Linked DNA regions of Homo sapiens: region 2 is linked to region 1. The links are chromatin loops, found by intact Hi-C in ENCODE. Cell type or tissue: heart left ventricle. All regions are shown on one strand. Each heading gives the region's core, and the rest is flanking DNA. Links, peaks and the distances in the headings are about the cores only. Region 1 overlaps COG6 (component of oligomeric golgi complex 6). Region 2 has its middle 240 kb from the start of LINC00332.

Region 1 (4,000 bases), core at 1-4,000:
GAGATAAACAAACGCATTTTAATTGAATACACTAATTGATAGTCTAGAAGTCATGTGCCAGATGCTGTGTGGCTCAAGTATTCTGGTGTAGGGGAAAGAGATGAGCATCAGTGAAAGTTTCCTAAGGAATTAGGTATAAAGTGAGTTCTGAAGGCTGAATAGGCATTTTCCTAGAAGTAAAGGAAGAACAGTTTGCAGGTTGAGGGAACAGTAATGCAAAGATATACATTGAGAGATAATGCACCTTTGGGAAATTAATTGTAAAAGCTTGCACTGGCTATTGAATTAGGAGCAACAGCTGGATCATAATAGCCCTGAATGTTGTGCATATACATAAGATAAGTTAATGTTTACCATTGATCAGCAGCTTAACAGTTTATTCCTGCTTTAAAATTTCTTTCCCAACTTTTTCACTTTAACATATTGACATTAATTATGAGTCTTTTAGCACTTAAAACATTTGGCGTTTGATTTTAACAGCTGTTGCATTGTCTACAGATTAATATTTATTCACAAGGTTAATCTTTTATGTATTAAAAAAAAAAAGCCTTTCTGTGTTTTGGGCACCTTTGTTTGTTTTCAACAGCTGACTTCTGCCATGCAAATAAATTTTCACTGAGTTATAGTTCTTTATCAAAACTTGGAAAGGAGCAATATTAAATGGCTATAAGGTGGGTTCTTGAGTCAAATTTCTTTGAGAAGTCCGTGTACCTTTATAAGCTTGTTTCCTTAGCTGTAAAATGAGGATAATAATAGTGCCTATTTTACAGGGTTGATGTGAAGATTAAGTTAGATTGTTCACTTAAGGCACTTAGTGTAATGCTTGGTACATCACTAAATTTTAGATATTATTTTTATTTTGAGAGGAGATGACTAGAAAGTTTTCAACTAAGGAGGGATGTATCTGAGGGCTACATGGCAATCTGGGAAAAAGCTTGAAAGATAAAGAATGGAACTATAATAGGCAAAGAAGGTTTATCTGTGAAGGGCATATGCTAAGAAGCAGGGGGCAGTAATGGCAATTTGGAAGATTTTTTTTTTTTTTTTTTTTTTTTTGAGACGGAGTCTAGCTGTCGCCCAGGCTGGAGTGCAGTGACGCAATCTCGGCTCACTGCAGGCTCCGCCCCCTGGGGTTCACGCCATTCTCCTGCCTCAGCCTCCCGAGTAGCTGGGACTACAGGCGCCCGCCACCTCGCCCGGCTAATTTTTTGTATTTTTTAGTAGAGACGGGGTTTCACCGTGTTAGCCAGGATGGTCTCGATCTCCTGACCTCGTGATCCACCCGCCTCGGCCTCCCAAAGTGCTGGGATTACAGGCGTGAGCCACCGCGCCTGGCCAATTTGGAAGATTTTAAGACACATTTAGAAGTTGAGTAGGAAAGTAAGTTTTTAAGACCAGATGATTAGAACAAGATGAATGCTAAAAAAGAGAAAATTGGCCTTTCATTAAGTAATTATTTTCAAAGTGGTAGTTTCCTTACATTTAGGGAAAACTTAATAATGTATCATGTTAACCACCAGATGGCACTATATGAACTTAATAAGTAATGTATAAAAGTTTCACTGTCCATTATTGTGTCTCAAATAATGTAAGTATTATATACAAGAAAAATGTCAATTATTGAAATCCGTGGGGAAAGTTGCCATACTCAGTGTTTCTTATGTGGTGTATAACTGGAATGCTAATGCATTATTGACTTTTAATAATAAATCATGTACAATTATAAATGAAGTGAAAAAATTTGATAATTTATTTTCTTTGGTAAGCCTTTAGAATATAAGTTATTTTAAAATGTAGTAATACATACAATGCTGATTTTTCTTCCTTCTTTATGTATTTGTTGTGTTTCAAAGAGGCACTTCTTTACTATTATCTTTTAATTTGCTTTTTGATAAAAATTTTTCTTCTTTTAATTTGCTTTTTGACCAGAATTTCTTTAACTGTAGCTAAACACAATTTTTAAAATGAGACTTTTAATTTTAACTTGAGGTATTTGAGAATATTTACATAATTTGAACATTCACTCTGAAAAAGCTCCATTTTGATTTTTGATTATTGTTGGAAGAATGTCTGATTTTGGTCAAAGACTTTTTCTTCTGTCTCTGGGAAGGATGTTTCATGTCTAAAGATATTGAAGGTTCACGTGGCTTATGCTGTTTTTGCTTTAAATTATATTTGTTCTATAGGAGGATTGACATTAATATTAATGTTTATTGATATTTTATAGTATTGAACAGATGAAATTCCAGTGTTTGCCAGGCTTGGTAATTTACCCCCTATTTAAAATACACTGGATTTTAAGATTCACTGGATTCTGTTACAGCTGTCGTCCCAGTGGACAGTCCTAGAAACAAATTATGCTGTTTATTTTTAATATAGTTAGTAGGGTCTTGGGAATGAGGATTAGCTATATATACTTAAAAAGTTAAACGTTTGTGAATTTTATGCTGTGATAAGCAGTCATAAGTTCATTATTTCAGAGAATCAGGTGATCATTTAAAAGAAGGCATTCTTCACACTAAATGGATTAATAATTTAAGAGCATGAGGGAAAAAATAGCAATGAGCATTTTGGTTCTAATTTGTTTAAAAAATAGTAAATGCAAGGCAATTATGCAATTTAGCAAAACTTAGCTGGATATTGCACTTCCCCTTTTCTGTAGTATGTCACCACAGGGAATCTCAAAACCATTTCTTTTTAATGGAAGACAAACCCACAAAGAACCATAGTCTGGTTAATAGTAAACAGTCCTCAAAAAAGGTTCATATTCCTAAATATTTATAGCTATTTGCCAGTTCTACAGACTTTCTCTTTGATTTGGAAATAAACCGTCTTTCACATGTTTACCAAAATGTGGATTTTTCATCCAATTAACAGCATATGAAAGAAAGCTATGTAGCCTAAGATATTAATTATTTTGGGTATCTTGGGAAGTTTTGGTAATTTTTGTTTATATATAGGTTATTGACATAATTCTTAAAATTTAGTATGGTAGAATACTGTTTAGAGATTTAAAAGTTAGTCTAGAATCTGCTGACATCAAGACTGCTAAAATATATTTTGTTTTTCTTTATACTTTTAAAATGGAAAGAACTTTCAATTGAGGGATGGATGTCAGGAATGGTGGTGATAATGGAAAACAAGGCTGAGTCAAGTCAAAGAAATGGGCACTCCAGAGAGCTCCAGGCCATTTTTATAAATTGAATCCCAAATTGTCCTATTCCCCAGTTAAAAGCTTTCCTTCCCTACCAGTTCCTTCACCTTAGAAAGCCTTTCCATGCCTTTTCAATTATAATAGGTGACTTCTTAATACATGTTTTTTAAAAAGGTATTTGCTTGTATATGTGTTTGGTCAGTAAATTTAAGGAACATCTGTTATGTCTAATATTGGAGTCAAAATAAGCTTTTAAAGATGGATAGCAATTTTTGGAGCAAATTTTGGTGATAGATTGTGATAGTATGTGTAAAGAAGACTTTTTTAATGTAGAAGAGAAAAATGTCAATTTTGGGATTGCAGAATTCTTTTATTTTTTCTGAGACAGGGTCTTGCTCTGTGGCTCAGGCTGGAGTATAGTGGAGCAGTCACTGCTAACTGCAGCCTGAACCTCACGGGCTCAAGTGATCCCCCTACCTCAGCCTTCCGAGTAGCTGGGACTATAGGCATGCACCACCATGCCTGGCTATTTTTTTTTTTTAATAATGAGAAAGGGTTTCATTATTTTGCCCAGGCTGGTCTCAAACTCCTGGGCTCCAGTGACCACCTTCCTCGGCCTCCTAAAGTGCTAGGATTGCAGGTGTGAACCACCGCACCCAGCCTTGGATTTGCAGAGTTCTAATTATAATCAGTTTTTGAGAACTGTTATGGCTTTACGTAAAACAGTAGAGCATCATGTTTTAGACTGCAAATATGTATACTGAAATATACCGAAACCTAGTATAGTGAATATACTGAAACCTAAAAAGTTAAGTCTTCCCACCTTGGCTTGATTTTCCTACTTTT
Region 2 (13,060 bases), core at 4,535-8,534, 260 kb after region 1:
AAAAAGAAAATTACACACTCAGGGCAGGGGAAATAAATTAATGCTATATAACAGGAAAGAATATGATATATGAATCAAAATTTCAGAAAATGTACCGGAAACTTGTTTCTACTAATAAAGTTTGATAAAATTGTTACAGAAGTGAACTAAACTTATTTAAAAGGAAGTTTATTGTTGCATTATATGTAATAGGAAAACAATAGAAATTTCATAAATGTTCAGTAGTAAGAGACTATTAAATAAGTTATAGTACATTCATTCAGTCAATACCATGTAACCATTGAAAAGTTGTAGAATATTTCACATCTTGATTGGAAAATCTTTGTAATACTTCAGAATGTGAAAAAGGCAAGTTTCAAAACATCAGTCCAGACTCTTTGGGTGAATTAAAGGACTTAATTAATCTATATAAAGTTCTTGATGGAGAAGACATTGAATGTGTGTTAGTTTTCCCTCCCACACAGGATTACTTTGAAAGCTGGTTGTATGTAAAGTGGCTAGACCAAGCCTGGCTTGTGGTTGTTACCCATTAAATGTTAGAGCCTACCCCTCTGCTTCTTGACTGTGTTCAGGAGAGCTAAGGTGCTACTTCAGCACACACTGGCATGTTGTGCCACTATGCAGAATTGCAGTGAGTTGAAATGCAGTTTCTGGTGTGGTCAGGAAATGACAATACAATTGTGTGTGTGTGTGTGTGTGTGTGTGTGTGTGTGTGTGTGTGTGTATTAATTAACCTTTTATCTCTCACTCACATGTGTTTAGCACTAAATGTCTTTCTGATAATCAGAAAAAGGCATCTGTGTAAAAACTAGAGATCGTCTAGTTTCTGTTCAATATTTGGCCATTGGCCAAGCTTTCCCCAGTTCAGCTCTATGCGTATGACTTGTCAGATCCACAGCATGCATTCACAGAGAGACCTCAGGACATCCTGCTGGGTTGCCAGCACTCATTAGAAGACTAAATTCCCTTTATGCTTTTTTAAAAAATTAAACTTGGTGTTTTTTACAATAGCTGTTACAAAATTCTCTAGGCATAAAGTGTGCAACCATTAGAGTTGACTTTATTTTTTATATTGTGGTAGGTTAGAGTTGTAATTGGACTTAGTTCTGCTTGAAGAATCTATTGATTCTTTGAACTGGGATATTCAAAATATCAGCTTACCCCTGAAACCTTCTTTTGCCTTGCCATGGTCAAGGCCATGGATTCCTATTGTTTGTGTCCAGTAGAGATTCCAAGGGGAAGCTCTAGCAAGTCTTTGCAGGATACGTTAACTCAACGATTGTTATTTGTTATTTGCATCAGCCCTGCATAAAACACCATCCAGTGTGGCATAATAACCTGCCTAGGTTTCTCTCCCTCTTCAGTTATTTTTTATTTTATTTTTTTTTTTGAGACGGAGTCTCACTCTGTCACCCCGGCTGGAGTGCAGTGGCGAGATCTCAGCTCACTGCAAGCTCCGCCTCCCGGGTTCATACCATTCTCCTGCCTCAGCCTCCCAAGTAGCTGGGACTACAGGCACCCACCACCATGCCCGGCTAATTTTTTGTATTTTTAGTAGAGACGATTTCACCGTTTTAGCCAGGATGGTCTCGATCTCCTGACCTTGTGATCTGCCCGCCTTGGCCTCCCAAAGTGCTGGGATTACAGGCATGAGCCGTGTGATTTTTAAAACTATTACTCAAGAAACCTGTAAGAACAAGTCTTTTAGGTGTATAGTCTGTTATGGGGCCCACCAGGTAGGATTTATTTTTCCTTCCCATCCTTCCAGATTACTGATAATCTCAAGCACTATTTTGGATCTGTCTCATGCTTTCAATTATCCTTCCAATTTGTGTCTGTAGGGCATATTTTTATTCTTAATCTACTGTTATCTCATCCAAATAGTAAAAAAAAAACATAAGTGGTTTTTAGAGTCTTTGTTCTTTCTTTCTTCTTTTTCGGGGTAGCGCATTTATAAGCTTATTTCCTTTTCTGAAATTGGGAAATCATGTGATACCAACCCATTAAATAAGAATGGTCCCAGGGATCTGGTTTATGAATTTATAATAAGGTCAGATTATAGGGCCTATGGGCAAATGTGACCTCTTCACAGAATGAGGACTTCTGTGGTGTGACAAGCAGAGTTCTAAAGATGGTCAGAGGGTTTCTTGGTCACATAAATAATCTTACAAAACAGCACATTAATGATTTAAGTATAAATAGATTAAACACATATGGATTCAATTTCCCCCCAAATACACATGACTCCAAAATCCAGGGGGAAAGAGCTTAGGATAAAACGTGGTTTTGGTTTAGAAAAATTCAAACATCGGAAAATAACAATTGGAACATTTGTCTAGCCCACAAATACCACTGGGTCAGTTTCTCCCTCACTGTCAATTTACAGAATGTTCCAGGGAAGCAGAATATATCTCATTCATTCTTGTCTTATGTGATAAAGGACTTTTAAATTAAAAGACCTCTTCAAAAAAACTTTGAGGAAAAAGTTATCAAGCTCCCCTTCAAATGGTTTAACACACTAGGGTATTATTTGTTCTGTCCAATGCATCTTGGATATTCTTCCTCTAAAGACAAGAACTATCTTTTGGTTCCATCTTTGGGTCTTTGTTTACTTTGTGTCACTGGTGAGTATTTGCAGCTCTTTGGGAAAAACTCTTTTCTTAACCATAATGAATTGCTTTATAATTTGCATAGCTTTGCAAAGACTAGACAAGCTCTGAAAATAAAAAGTACTTTGACATGCAAGATAAAGTTATTTGAATTCTTTTATGTCTCTAAGCTCACCCCATTTCTCTGCAGTGACTACATGGTTCTTGTTCAAAGAGGGGGCAAGTGGGCCGGGCGCGGTGGCTCACACTTTTAATCCCAACAGTTTGGGAGGCCGAGGCAGGTGGATCATGAGGTCAAGAGATCGAGACCATCCTGGCCAACATGGTGAAACCCCATCTCTACAAAAAATACAAAAATTAGCCAGGTGTGCTGGTGCACGCCTGTAGTCCTAGCTACTCGGGAGGCTGAGGCAGGAGAATCTTTTGAACCCGGGAGGCAGAGGTTGCAGTGAGCTGAGATCGTGCCACTGCACTCCAGCCTGGCAACAGAACAAGACTCCATCTCAAAAAAAAGGGGGCAAGTGCAATAAATCACCCCATCCTTTCATGGAGGTGATCTGTAAGAGGTGCCATTCTGCAGCTAGTGAGCACAGTTGGTGCTCAAGACACATCTGCCAAAGGGAGATAATTTGAATGCACAAACTGAAGAATCAGACTACACTCAACACATTATGTATGTTTGTGTCTGCGTGTGGCGGTGAGGGTGATGGGGTCTTCTCCATAATACCTATAGAACTAAACAATAGCTCCAAGTGGAAATATGTGACTAATCAGTAAATTGAGTCAATTTGTGGCTGATAGACCCTGTGTTCAGCCTGTCATTACCATTTGTATTTGGCATTGTACATCTTCAGCTGATTGTTAGACATACTTACATCTACATATGTGTGTCTTTTTCTTTTTACAAACAGGGGTTTCCAATGTTGAAATTTTGGATACGAAGTAAAAATAAAAAGATATAACTTTATTACAAGAGAAATTCTACAAAAATGGATATTTATGCAGTTGTCTCCATCGATGTGTTGATAGCATTGCCTCAGATAAATAAAATCAGTTGACAGTTCAAACTACGTATTAGTCAATAATATAGCATACTCCTCCACTGAGTTGTTTTATCAGAAGTTCTCGCCAGGAAGGTCTTAATGATGATAATCATTCTGAACACCTACCAAGTGCCATGTGTTTTACCATGAGTATTTCTCCAAAATCTTCCAGTTAGATGTTCTTAATCTCATTCTCCGTGTGAGAGAACTGTGAGAGTATATAAATGACTCCACAAAGGTCACACACCTGTAAGTCACAGAGATAATGCTTGAACCCAGATCTGTGTGGTTACTGATCTGTTCTATTCTCTTTCCAACTCCCCCATTGACCTTTGATAAAAGTAGTCAAGAGGAATGGCATGGTAATAACCGTAAAATAACAGCTAATAGTTATTGAGATTTTATGATATGAGAAGCAACATATTAAGTTCTTTATGAGATAGGCTTCATAGGAATCACATTTATTGAGTGCCTATTATGTGACAGATTATGTTTTAACATTTAATGCACTTACCGTTTTAAATACTTTACATGTGTCAATTACTTTGATTCTCATGGTGTCGGAAATATTATCTCAGTAGGTTAGATAAGGAAACCAACTAGGTTTACATCCCCAAGATCCCCCTATCTATTGCAATACCTCTGAAGGGATCACCACGGCTCATGGCTGCCTGCAGGGCAAGTTTATGGGCCTGTGTCCTACTATAGGCAATGGCTAAAAGAATCCCTTAGAGCTTTACCACAGCTAAAGCACAGCTAAAGCACAGGAATTGGTTTTTAAAGTTCCTTAGGAGTCATTTGTAAGTGGCACAGCCAGTATTAAAAGGCAAGAGTTGTGGCCAAGAGTACCAGACTCATAACCTCTGTGGTATACTGCCTTTCCTAGACAAACTGCTAGGAAAGGAAGATGCCACAGGCTAGAGATTCAATTAAATTGATATTTAGAAAGAGGCAATATTGGCAAAGATGAGAGCCTTCGTCTGAATTAAAAGTGGTATTAAAAAAGATCAAGATGGAGAGGTGAGAGGTTATGCAGACTGGCATTAATTAGCACTGAATGGTTTAAATGCTCCTACAAAATGTAATAGGAGAGGTCTCTGATCAGTGAGAAAGGGAGGTTAAAGCTAGGGCCTTGCAGATCACAGGAAATAAAGAAAACAATCCTCTTAGGACAGGCAAAAAGGGACCCATCAAGAAATAAAGGGAGCTGCAGTGGGCCCAGCTTTTGTTAAGCCAAACGAATCCCGGGGAGAGGAGACAATTCTCACAAGGTCAGGGCCAGACTGCTTGGCAAGTCACAGAAGTGAGTCTGTGCTGAACCCAGCTCCTCTCCTTGCACATGCGAGGTTTTGAAGCAGCTGGCAGGGAAGAAAGGATGGAGCGTGTGTCCCTGGAGTTGGGAGGACTACTGGCCTACTGCGAGGTAGATTGTGGCTTTGTCCCATCATCTTTGTCATCAGCAGCAGAACAAAATTGGTCACATCCCCTGAATCAAGGGGGCCAGAGAAAGTTCTTTTGACAGAAAGGTTCCCAAAGATGTATTTCAATGTTACTATTTCCTCCATTTCTAATGGAAAACTCAGTCTGTAGGGTGCTAGGATTTCTCCATTTTTAGAATGTTTCTCATTAAATATCAAACGGAATCTGTGTCTCCATCCTGCAGCAAGTGAACAGATGCTCTGTTTTACTCGCCTTAGGCTGCCCAGTTTGGTATATAACCAACGCATCCATCCTAACTTTAGGGGTATCAGATATTAGCCCCTGCTCCAAATAAATACATACATTTGCACACAAATAATTCCAAGAAGTTTCACTTGCTCCCCTGCTATCAGGAGCTGTAGATTATGCAGGGAAGTTTCTGGAATTCGGTTTGTGTTGAAGTTTGTTTCCACTAGGGAGAGTCCTACTACAAGTCACAGACCACTGCACAGGCTGCTTAAACAATAGGAAATTTACTGAATATGTAACTGAAAATACAAAAAGGTGGACTTCAGAGTCAGTTTAATCCCGTGGTTCCAACTCTATTTCTACAGTTGCCCTGGCTGCTGTCATATTTGTGTGTCAGCTTCATCCCATGCAGCTTCCCCCTGTGGAGGGGTGGCTACAGTAGTTTCTGACTTCACATCCACATACCGTAATGTCCACAGGAAGAGAAAATAGCCGTCGCTTCCCATACTTACTCTTAAGAGAAGGGAAATGTCTTGCCCAGAAGCTCTCGTCAAACTTCCTCTAGCATCTAATTAAGCCAGATTCTCGAGGCCCATGCATTGATTGGGCCAGTCCTGCCATCTTGACCAATCAGTGTCAAGGAGGGTGGGATGTCCCAAGACATCCCAGTCCTGGGGTTGGGCAGTTCCTCTGGGGCCCACGACCTCTGTGAGGAGAGATGGGTGCTGGATCAAAGTTGGGACTCTCAGAGGCAGCAGAAAGGGGTGAAATGGGTTCTGAGCAGGCTATGTCCTGAGGGCCATGGGGGCAAATGAAGAGAAGCACACTGCTTAGCAGCTTCCCAGACAGCTGAATTCTGCTGATGGCATAAAGGGGTGATGAACTCTCTATTGCAGTACCTCTGAAGGGATCTCCACGGATCACGGCTGCCTGCAGGGCAAGTTTATGGGCCGGTGTCCTACTATAGGCAATGGCTAAAAGAATCCCTTAGAGCTGTGATCCTGTAATGGTACTTTAATGGGATTGGTTTTTAAAGTTCCATAGGAGTTATTTGTAAAGTCCTGTCCATTCTGACAGCAGTCACTAGAGGGCTCACAGAGACGCCTTTCGGGGCTGCCCTCTAGAGGCGGAGCTGAGAAAGGTGGTGCTAAGCCGTCCAGCAGCTCAGAGCCATGGAGTTGATTGGGGAATTGATGGGTCTCCCAAGACCTCAGAGGAGTAATCTTGGGAATGTAAATGTTGGTGGAGCGTCTACAGACAATGTATGAGTCATTCAGAGGATGGCGCTTGGAGCAGTTCTATCTGTGCTGCCCAATATGTAGCCACGAGCCACGTGCTGTTATTGAACATTTGAAATGTGTCCAGTCCAAACTGGGCTGTGCTCTAAGTGCAAAATACACACTGTATCACATATTATCAAGGGTTGGAGTGAAAGAGAAGAATGTAAAATATCTCAATATTTTAAATATTGATTACATTTTGAAATCATGACATTTTGAATATATTGGCTTAAGTAAAATATATTATTAAAATTAATATCACCTCTTTCATTTGATTTCTTTAAAAGAAATTTAAAATAGCATATTTTGTGACTCACATTATACGTCTGTAAGACAGTACTGTGTTATGCCATTTGCTAGGGCGAGAAAGGAACTTGGTGGAGGGTGAGGGAGGAAGTGGAAGGGCCAGACACACTGAGAATTCCTGAGAGGAAGCTTGAGCCAATTCACAGAGACCTTTCACATAGGTCCCTGGACTGGGGTAGGGTTTCATTGCAGGAGCTCACTAACAGTTTGATAATGGTGATGATGATGATAATAATGGTAAGGACAACTTTCCCCTAATGAAATTGTCAAGGCTCTTTCAGTTGAAGCCTTCATTTCTCTAGGTACTGCTGAAAGACAGCCATATCCCCTGGATGCTCATGTGGCCATACTCATTTCTGTTTTCGCATTGCCACAGTTCCCTTTTCTCATACATAAACCTCATGCCTGATGAACCTGTCCAAAATTGCACCGTAAAAAAATTCTGCATTCCAGATTAAACTCGATGCCGAGCACATTAAATGCATCCCACAGTTGCCCCAGAGTTTCTGTGTGAATCAGAACAAATGACTAACGTCAAACCTGGATACAGATAAAAAGACACAGACATAAAAATTCTTACACATGCATTTATCTTTTTTTTTTCCCTAGAATATAAGTGTTCGACCATTTAGCATTTAGAGACTGGGAAAATGAGCTTTCACAAAATACTGCTGCTTGTGGGACCTGTCTCTTTCGAGGCAAACACATCTGACCCTTCTGGTAACATCACCTGTCACTGCTTGGCATGTGTCAGACAGATAAGCGTGTTGTGCTTCACCTCCATTTTCAGAGCAACACAGTGGAAATCTTCCTTCTCTTTCAGAAGGCAGAAATTCACTACTTTTCAATATTTTTAATGTAATTTGCTGAAGATAGGTGAATAATGTAAACTGTTAAAACCAAGGCTTCCCAAAAGTTTTGGCCAAGGCCAAAAATCAAAACAAATAAAGTGTAAGAAATTGTGTGAAGTAATAAAGTAAGTTATAATTCTAATTTCTGGGGCATTAATGTGAGTATTCCTTGGACTGTCAAGGTGGTAGGAGCTGATGGTACCAGTATTCAAGATGCTGCTTTCAGAATATGGCTCTGGCCTCCTTGTGCCACCTCACCACCCCTCTTCTCCATATCAGCCCCTGATGTCCACAGTGGAGTGTCCACCTTTGATTTCAAAGGCACTGCCACAGCCATCCTACAGGGCTCTTCTTCCCTTTCCCTCATCACTCTAACCTTTCCAAAGTGAAGAAACCAAGCTTTCTCCACCCGCCAACCAAAGCTGAGGAATCCTTTATTCCACAACTAATATGACAAAAATGTAAATATTTATTTCACATTCAGGCAGGTGGGATTGACATTTGACAATGAATTAGGCTTCATTTTAGAAAACATACAAGAGAACTGTGTGCATCTTTCAGCTGCAGTTTCAAGGAATGACTTCAAAAAAAATCTACACTTCAAATGCAAACAGAGTCCCCAGTGATAAAGAGGACATCCCTTATGAATGTACAAGTTCTAATAGATCTGACAAAGATCAACCCCACCATGAATGCAAGAGCAACTATTCAATAGCATTGCTTTTTGCCTGAACTCTACATTGTCCCTGTTTTGAAACCAGAGAAAAACTAATTTTGCCTCTCATTTAGGGTTTTTTAAACAAAAACCTGTTGAAATATCACACCCCCCTTTTGTACCCACCTTCCAACCTGAGTACATCTCAAAAAAGCACACACTACAAGTTTGTTCAAAAGTGGTAATGAGGCTTAATACAAAGAAAATAAAATGTAGTGAAGGTGAGCACAACAAATATACTTTTTCATCTTATTTAAACCCTACATAGTCCTTTATTCAATAATACTCAGTTGCTATGCTGGCAACCCCACCCACCTCTCTGCCCACCAGGGCCCCACCCCGGCTACTGCCGGCACAAGTTCAAGCAGGGACATTGGCAACCCTGCCCCCACTTGTGTCCTGCTGCCAGCCTGAACACATGCAGGAATGCAGCAGCCCCATTTCTGCCAGGACCCTGCCCCAGCCGACATGCATGCACCCTGTGGCACTGCTACAGCTGCTGGCACACACAAGCAAGCACAGATCCCACTGCTATTGCCCCAGCGAAGTGCTTTGGCCAGCACCACCCATGAGAGTGTTGTGACCAGTGAACTGGGAATATCTCAGCCCCTCCAGTGCAGCAGGTTCCTAACCTTAAGGGGCCAGAGACCAAAACCAGGTTCCCAGTACCAGCCCTTCAGAGTTAGAGTATGCAGAACTGGAGTGCTGAGCTGAGCCTTGGCCCCCTAAAATTTTCCAGAAATGAACCCCATTGACTGATACCACCATCAAACCCCCAAGGGCATCCAGGAAGATAAAATTAAAAAAAAATCATCTGAAGGACAGCTACATCAAAGACTGAAGGAACATCAGCCCACACAAATGAGAAAGAACCAGTGCAATAACTCTGGCAACTCAAAAAGCCAGTCTCTTTTTTCCTTTAAACAACCACATCAGTCCCCAAGCAATGGTTCTTAACTAGGCTGAAATGGCGGAAATGACAGAAGTAGAATTCAGAATATGGATAGGAATAAAGATCATCGACATTCAGGAGAAAGTCAAAACCCAATCCAAGGAATTTAAGGAATACAGTAAAACAATACAGGAAATAAAAGACAAAATGGCCATTTTAAGAAAGAACCAAACTGATCTGCTCGATCAGAAAAAAACTCACTTCAAGATCTTCATAATACAATTGCAAGTATTAATAGAAGAATCAACCAAGCTGAGGAAAGAATCTCAGAGCTCAAAGACTGGTTCTCCAAAATAACTCAGTCAGACAAAAATAAAGAATAAACAATAAAGAAGAATAAATGAAACCTCCAAAAAATATGGGATTATGTAAAGAGGCCAAATCTATGACTCACTGGCATCCCTAACAGAGAGGGAGACAAAGCAAGCAACTTGAAAAATTTATGTGACGATATCATCCATGAAAATGTCTCCAACCTGTCTAGAAAGGCCAATTTTCAAATTCAGGAAATACAGAGAACCCCTATGAGATACTATAAAAGAAGATCATCCCTAAGACTTACAGTCAACAGATTCTCCAAGGTCAAAATGAAAGAAAAAATATTAAAGGCAGGTAGAGAGAAGGAGTAGGCTACCTACAAAAGGAACCCCATCAAGCTAGCAGTGGACCTTTCAGCAGAAACCCTACAAATCAGAAGAGATTGGGGGCCTACCATCAGCATTTTTAAAGAAAAGAAATTGCAACCAAGAATTTCATATCTGGCCAAACTAAACTTCATAAGCAGAGAAGAAATTAGAACCCTTTCAGACAAGCAAATGCTAAGGGAACACCAGATTTGCTTCAAGAGAGTTCCTTAAGGGAGTGTTAAATATGGAAAGACCATTAGTGGCCACCACAAAAACACACTGAAGTACATAGAACATTAACACTATAAATCCACCACACAATCAAGTCTGCGGAATAACCAGCTAATGACATGATGACAGGACCAAACCTACATATATCAATATTAACTTTGAATGTAAACAGGGTAAATGCTTCCAATTAAAAGGCACAGAATGGCAAGTTGGATAAAGAAGCAAGACTCAAGTGTATGCTATCTTTTATAGGCCCACCTCACATGCAATGACACCCATAGGCTCAAAGTAAAGGGAGGGAGGAAAATCTACCAAGAAAAGAAAACAGGAAAAAAAGCAGGGGATGCTATCTTAATTTCAGATAAAACAGACTTTAAACCCACAATGATAAAAAAAAGAAAAAAGACAAAGAAGGGCATTACATAATGGCTAAGGGTTCAATTCAACAAGAAGACCTAAATATACTAAATATGTATTCACCCAACACAGGAGCACCCAGATTCATAAAGCAAGTTCTTAGAGACCTATGAAGAGACTTAGATAACCACACAATAATAGTGGGAGATTTCAGCACCCCACTGAGAGTATTAGACAGATCACTGAGGCAGAAAACTAACAAAGATAGTTGGGACCTGAACTTGACATTTGACAGAATGGGCCTAACAGACATCTGGAGAACTCTCCACCTAAAAACAATAGAATATACATTTTTCTTGTCTGCCCATAACGCATACTCTAAAATTGACCACACAATCGGCCATTAAACAATCCTCAGCAAATTCAAAGAACCAGAATCACACCAAACACACTCTTGAACCACAGCACAATAAAAATAAAAACCAATACTAAGAAAATTTCTCAAAACCATACGGTTATATAAAAATTAAACAACCTGCTACTGAATGACTTTTGGGTAAACAATGAAATTAAGATGGAAATCAAGAAATTATTTTAAGTTAATGAGAATAAAGATACAACATTCCAGGATCCCTGGAACAGAGCTGAAGCAGTGTTAAGAGAGAAGTTTACATCACTGAACACTCACATCAAAAAAAGTTAGAAAGATCTCAAATTAACAACCCAACATCACACCAAGAGGAACTAGAAAAAACAGAGCAAACCAATCCCAAAGGTAGCAAAGGACAAGAAATAACCCAAATGAGAGCTAAACTGAAGGAAATTGAGATGTGAGAAACTATACAAAAGATCAATGAATTCAGGAGTTGGTTTTTTTGAAAGAATATATAAGGCTGGTAGATCACTAGCTATACTAATAAAGAGAAAAAGAGAGATGATCCAAATAAACACAATCAGAAATAACAAAGGGGACATTACCTCCGACCTCACAGAAATGCAAAAACCCCTCAGAGACCATTCTGACACCTCTATGCACACAACCCAGAAAATCTAGAAGAAATGGAAAAATTCCTGGAAACACAACTTCCCAAGGTTGACCAGGAAGAAATTAAATCTCTGAAGAGGCCAATAATGAGTTCTGAAATTGAATCAGTAACGAAAAGCCTACCAACAAATAAAAGCCCAGGACCAAATAGATTCACAGCTGAATTCTACCAGATATCTACCCAAACTTACCTGATATGGGTTATTTCTTATTCAGAAGAGCTGGTACCATTCCTGCTGAAACTATTCCCAAAAATTCAGGTGGAGGGGCTCTTCTCTAATTCATTCTATAAGGCCAGCATCACCCTGTTACCCAAACCTGGCAGAGACACAACAATAAAAGAGAGTTTAAAACAGAAAACTTCAGGCCAATATCCTTGAGAAACATAGATGCAAAAATCCTTAACAAAATACTAGCAGACTGAACCCAGCAACATAGGAAAATGCTAATTCATCACAATGAATTAGGCTTTATCCCTGGGAAGCAAAGTTGATTCAACATATGCAAATCAATAAATGTGATTCATCACATGAACAGAACTATAGACAAAAACCACATGATCAACTCAATAGATGCAGAAAAGGCTTTCAGTAAAATTGAGCATCTCTTTATGTTAAAAAAGACCTTAACAAACTAGGCATTGAAGGAATATACCTCAAAATAATAAGAACCATCTATGACAAACCCACAGCCAACATTATACTGAATGGGAAAAACTTGGCAGCATTCTCCTTGAGAATCAAATCAAGACATGGATGCTTTCTCTCACCTTCCCTATTCAACATAGTACTGGAAGTTCTAGGCAGAGGAATCAGGCAAGAGAAAGAAATAAAAGACATCCAAACAGGAAGAAAGTCCAATTATCTCTGTTTGCAGACAATATGATTTTATACCTAGAAAAACCTCATAGTCTCTACCCAAAAGCTCCTATATCTGATCAATAACTTCAATAAAGTTTCAGGGTACAAAATCAGTGTTTACAAATCAGTAGTGTTTCTACACATCAACAACATTCAAACTGAGAGTCAAATCAAGAACACAATTCCATTCACAATAGCCACAGAAAGAATAAAGTGCCTAGGAGACAGCTAACCAGGGAGGTGAAAAATCTCTACAACAAAAATTACAAAACATTGTTCAAAGAAATCAGAGATGACACAAATGGAAAAACATTCCATGTTCATACACAGGAATAATCAATACTGTTAAAATGGCCATACTACCTGAAGCAATTTACAGATTCAATGCTATTCCTTTCAAACTACCAATGACATTATTCACAGGATTAGAAAAACTATTTTAATAAGTTTGGTTCCATATGAAAATAGTTTTTAATATGGAAAACTATTTCATAGGGAAAAACTATTTTCATATGAA

The links. Hi-C counts contacts between places; a loop is a spot of excess contacts. Peaks named below come from ENCODE experiments on the same cell type or tissue, not always from the same donor. Only the 100,000 strongest peaks of a DNase experiment are listed, where the experiment ranks them.
Region 2: a loop joins it to region 1, with 4 times the contacts of the local background. A loop is called at or near these places in 23 of 110 quality-filtered maps.

Annotation. Positions count from the first base shown.
Region 1 is chr13:39,683,213-39,687,212 of GRCh38, forward strand. All of the region lies in intron 8 of COG6 (component of oligomeric golgi complex 6), which reads left to right. Among named protein-coding and RNA genes, the nearest start is that of MIR4305, 21 kb to the left of the region's middle. In heart left ventricle, for the core only: a CTCF peak has its summit at 1,507 (motif pointing right); no DNase peak of the experiment used is centred there.
Region 2 is chr13:39,936,541-39,949,600 of GRCh38, forward strand. No RefSeq gene overlaps it. Among named protein-coding and RNA genes, the nearest start is that of LINC00332, 240 kb to the right of the region's middle. In heart left ventricle, for the core only: CTCF peaks have their summits at 6,423 (motif pointing left) and 6,622; a DNase peak (open chromatin) is centred at 6,361.